2 separate regions of the Homo sapiens genome follow, and region 1 is linked to region 2. Evidence: read pairs that join two places in POLR2A ChIA-PET (ENCODE). Cell type or tissue: Panc1. All regions are shown on one strand.

The links. ChIA-PET counts read pairs that join two places held together with the same protein. Peaks named below come from ENCODE experiments on the same cell type or tissue, not always from the same donor. Only the 100,000 strongest peaks of a DNase experiment are listed, where the experiment ranks them.
Region 1: POLR2A ChIA-PET joins it to region 2 with 19 read pairs; 1 of 35 experiments calls an interaction of 5 or more read pairs at or near these places.

What each region holds. Positions count from the first base shown.
Region 1 is chr16:86,015,313-86,017,812 of GRCh38, forward strand. No RefSeq gene overlaps it. Among named protein-coding and RNA genes, the nearest start is that of LINC02132, 80 kb to the left of the region's middle. In Panc1, CTCF peaks have their summits at 1,276 (motif pointing left) and 1,489; a DNase peak (open chromatin) is centred at 1,249; H3K27me3 peaks cover 523 bases.
Region 2 is chr16:86,589,667-86,592,166 of GRCh38, forward strand. No RefSeq gene overlaps it. Among named protein-coding and RNA genes, the nearest start is that of FOXL1, 12 kb to the left of the region's middle. In Panc1, no CTCF peak of the experiment used is centred here; a DNase peak (open chromatin) is centred at 1,003; H3K27ac peaks cover 1,370 bases.

The DNA of each region.
Region 1 (2,500 bases), 570 kb before region 2:
CAGAATCAACCATGGTCTAGGGAGGACAGCCATCCATGTAAGAAATACGCCAGTTCCACGTGGGGCCTCCTGGTTGGACAGAGAAGGGTGGAAATTCTCAGGGGAGGAGGGTTTTCATCACAAACCATGGTCTGTACAAATTAAGAAATCTTGGGCTTACCTTAAAGAATGGTAGAACAGTGAAGGAGTTGGTAATCAGATGCAGAAAGATCCTTTGCTATGACTATTTGGAAGCCCTCCCTGGTGCCCCCACAGTCTGGCCCACTGTGAACCATGAGGTGCCAGAGCACTCACTGCCCCGTTCCTTGTCCTTGTGACTGCTCTAGGTTTGCTGTCAACTTCCCACGCCCCTCTGTCTTGTCTCTCTAACCTCACTTCCCAAGACAGGGCTTTGTCTCCTGGGAACTCCTTGTATCAGCCGTGGGGCCTGGTCTGATGCAGTGCTCATGGTCACTGTTGGCATGAGAAAGTCATGTTTCTTAGCCACCAGGAAGACAATGGGTCAATCACGTGAGAGAAGCAAGCCAGATGGAATGCCTTCAGCTGCAGGAAACAGAAGATTCAACCCCAGCTGGGGTGAGCTACCAGGGGTTTATCAACGTACATCACAAGAAGTTCCAAGGTAGAGAAGCTCTGGGGTTGGTCATTCGGCAAGCCAGTGACATGGTGAATAGCTGAGGCTCTTTCCATTTTTAGTGCTGCTATTCTCAGCATGTATTTCTTGGATATCTTCCCTCCTGGGCCCAATACGGCTGCCCTGGCTCCAGACCTTGCAAGCAGGCACAACAATCTCCATTGCGTTCCCTGGCTAGAGAGTATGCGATGTGTGGCGTGGTACCATAAAACCCGTGAAATAACAGCAGAGGCATCACGATAACCTCTCAACATCTGTGTGACAAGATCGCCTCCGGCTTCCTAATGTTTTGTAGACATTAACGTGTCTCAGAAGCCATTTGGGCCCAAAGCTCTACTTCACAGACGAGGAAACAGGGTCGGGGAGTGAAGGGTTCTGCCTAGGCTGCACGGAGAATCTGACAGATGTGGCTGCTTAAGGTCAGGTGGCGGGGTTGCATTAGAACTCAGGTTTTCTGACTCCTGTCTAATTAAGATGCTCCCTTTTTCTGAATTCTATTGACTGGAGTGACTGGAGCATCTCTCCTAAACAGCAGCCATCGCTGTCAGCCACCTGGTCCCAGATGGGAAACTTGCTGTTTTGCGGTTCTCAGGGAAGCTTCATGGTTGTGTCCCTGGGGCACTGGCTCCCTCTAGTGAACAAACTAAAAAATTACACGATGTTCCTTCAGGATCCATGCAAGGACCCAACTAACTCTCAAAAACATTCTCCGTGCTGGCTAAAATGCTGATTCCAGGGCCTCATCCTCAGAGATTTGAATTCAACAGGTCTAGAGTGGGGCCTGGAAATATGCATTTTAACAGACTCCAAGACGACTTTGATGCTGCAGGTCCTCTGACTGTACTTTGAGAACCACGTTCCCTGGCAGTTTGGGGCCAGGAAAGGAGCATGTGGGGTCTGAAGACCTGGTTGCTGGTCTTGCTGTGTCTGTGACCTTGGGCAAGGCCATTTGCTCTCTGAGCCTCTCTGTTCTCATCCATAAGACCAGTGGGTTGGACTAGAGATGGGGCAAATTGTGGAGTCTTGGGAATGACACATCTCTTTGGCCTCAGCATCCTCAACTGTAAAATAAAAGGGGTGGGCAAATGGTTAAAAAGAAGAAGACAGACAACACCAAATTCCGGACAGGCTGTGGAGCAACTCAAGCCCTCATGCGATTTGATGGGATGAAATTTGTTGCAACCACTTCGGAAGACTCTGTGGCAATGTCCACTATATCCATCCCCCATGACGCAAAGACTCCTCTGCTGGGTACAGTCCCTTCTTGTTCAAGGTGTCACTTTCCATGGGTTCAGTTACCCTTGGTCAACCTCAGCTTGAAAATATTAAACGGAAAATTCCAGAGAGAGTGAGAGGAAGAGAATGTACATGCACATTCACATAACTTTTCTTACGGTAACTATTATAATTATTCTAGTTGGTTTTTTTTTTTTTTTTTTTTTTTGATATGGAGTCTCACTCTGTCACCCAGGCTGGAGTGCAGTGGTGTGATCTCGGCTCACTGCAACCTCTGCCTCCCGGGTTCAAACGATTCTCGTGCCTCAGCCTCCAGAGTAGCTGGTATTACAGGCGCATGCCACCATGCCCAGCTAATTTTTTGTATTTTTGGTAGAGATGGGGTTTCGCCACGTTGCCCAGGCTTGTGTCAAGTGATCTGCCCTCCTCGGCCTCTCAGAGCATTGGGATTACAGGCGTGAGCCGCTGTGCCCGGCCTTATTCTAGTTTATTATTAGTTATTATTGTTAATCTTTTACTGTGCTTAAATTAAACTTTATCATGGCTTTGTGTGTACAGGAAAACATAGTATATATAGTGCTTGGTGTTATCCAAGGTGCCAGACATCCACTGGGGGTCTTGAAATGTATC
Region 2 (2,500 bases):
TGTCCTTCACACCATCTTCTACGCTGCCCATACTAGAGTTTCACAAATGTTAAAACACATTTCAGTGCCGTGTAAAGGAAGTGCATGCCTTTAGGAATATCCATAGAGGAAGAGGGTGGCTTACATTTTTCCATGATGAAGAACATGCCTTGTACCTAGTGGTCTTTGTAATCAGCATAGTTTATCATTTCTCATCTAACAAATAGTGATTGCCATTAACTGCCAGGCTGTGATATGCCTTAGGAATATGTCAATGAACCAGACCCAGGTCCTGACCTTCAAGGGCTCATATTCTGGTGGGAAAAACTAGAGAAGCAAATTGACATGCGCCAGCCATCTAAGGCAATTTGGACATTTATGGTTACTCAAAATCTTTTAAACACTCTTCAGTTTCTGATAGGTTCACGTACTTCAAATCCTACCTTCCCAACATAAAACAGGAAGAAAGCCCTGCTTGTCTCTGTGTGCTAGCCATCTGGAGTCAACCACCGAGACATGCAGGGGCGAACCCTGGATTTCTCAGGGAGGCAGGTGAGCAAAGGAGAGGGCATGGTGTGCTGGCTTTGCTGCTGTGGACCATGGAGGTGGTTCTGGAGCCAACAGCTGTGGCAGCCCCTTTCTGTGTGATTTGAAGGCTTCTGATCCTAGAAGAGGCAGCAGTTTCCTTGGTGCTCATTTCTGCAGTATAGTGCAGGGAGTCGCCCCTGGAAGCTCAGCCTCAAATCTGTTTTGTAAGTTTTGCAAATATTCTATAAGTGTGCATCCCTTAATATAAACACTTTCTGTGTAAATGAAGGAGAGTTTGAAGTAAAACTAAGGCCGATAAGAATGATAAGATATATGAGGGGCTAATAGTAATTTTAATATTTTCTGATTACTTGGCCTCCACTTGGATTGTCGTAAGCACTTCACATGTACACAGTATTAACTCATTTACTTTTCCCTTTCAGTTAAGAACTATTGTTTTCCCTTATTTACAGATGGATGAGGTAACAGAGGTTTAAAGAGCTTAGTCATTTGCCCAAGTTCACGTAGCTAGTAAGTGGCAGGCTGGAGTCTGGATTCAGACTCACTGGCTTTGGAGCAATGCCTTTAACCACTGTACTCCGCACCTCCCATTGTTTGAAGCAGCCTTCTATGGCATGAGGGCTCCTTGCCCCTAAGCTTAGGAGCCAAAGAAGTAGAGCAACAAACTCATCCCAGTTTGCCGGGGACTTTCCCAAGTTATTATTGAAAGCCTGGGTCCCAGGAAACCCTTTTGTCCTGGGTAAGCTGGGATGGTTACTCACCCTATGGAGAATTACTCCATAGTCACACTATGGAGAAGGGTTTCTAACCCAATCCTAAAGGATTAGTAGAAGCCACTTGTACATTTATTTCCTCCAGGAGGAGCTGAGCAGGGACTGGAGCTTCTTCCTCTTTTTATCCCCAGCACATGACCAGGGCATGTTCTCTGCCAGGTGCTCAATGTATAGTTGTTGAGTGAGGAGATGAAGCAAAACTTGTATTGAACATCGCTACACCCAAGATGTGAAAAACAATGTAGTTTATTCTTACTGAATGATGACCAGATGCCAGGAACCCAAATGAGTATGGAGGATACATCTGTGAATGACACACAGGCCTTTGCCCACATAGGGCTTTCAGTAGGGAAGACAGTCAATAATGGGATGATGATGGTGATGATGAGGATGCTGATGCCGAAGATGATGATGATGATGATGGTGATGAGGATAGGGATGATAATGACGGTGATGAGATGATGGTAATGGTGATGCTGCCGAAGGTGATGATGGTGATGATAATGATAATAGTGATGATGATGATAGGTGATGATGAAGCTGATGATGATGATAGAGGATGATAATGGTGGTGATAATAATGGTGATGGTGGTGATGATAATGATGATGATGGTGGTGGTGATGATAATGATGGTGATGAGAGGGTGGTGATGGTGATGGTGGTGATGACGATGGTCATGTGTCAAGCTCTGTGCTGAGGTCTTTATATGCATGTTCTCTTTAATTTTCAAGCAAACCTAGAGGGTGAGTACTATTGTGTCTACTTTACTAGTGGTGTTCTACTGATAGTTTCTCCAGGTGGAAAAGCCAGTCCTTGGCAAAGTATCATACCGGGTAGGTGCACCTATCTTTAAAGTTCTTAGCCACTTTTCGGTATCATCTAACCGGGCATGAAAGTATTAGGAATACACGGCCAGTGCTTGCGGGCTCACCTCATAAAGTGAAAGAGACAGGCAAGGAAACACCCTCTTAGCAAACAGCATCCTACACAGAAGTCCTTGGTCTGCATGGCACATCACAACCATCTAGGGAACTTAGCAAAATGTGATACGTGGACCCGGCCCGCAGAGATTCTGATGTATTTGGCTTGAGGTTGGTGCACACTTACCTGGTGATCTTTGTGCACATTTATGGGTGGGAGCCATTAATCTTATAGAATCCAGCAGAGGTCTAGTACAGTGGTCCTCAATTGAGGGCA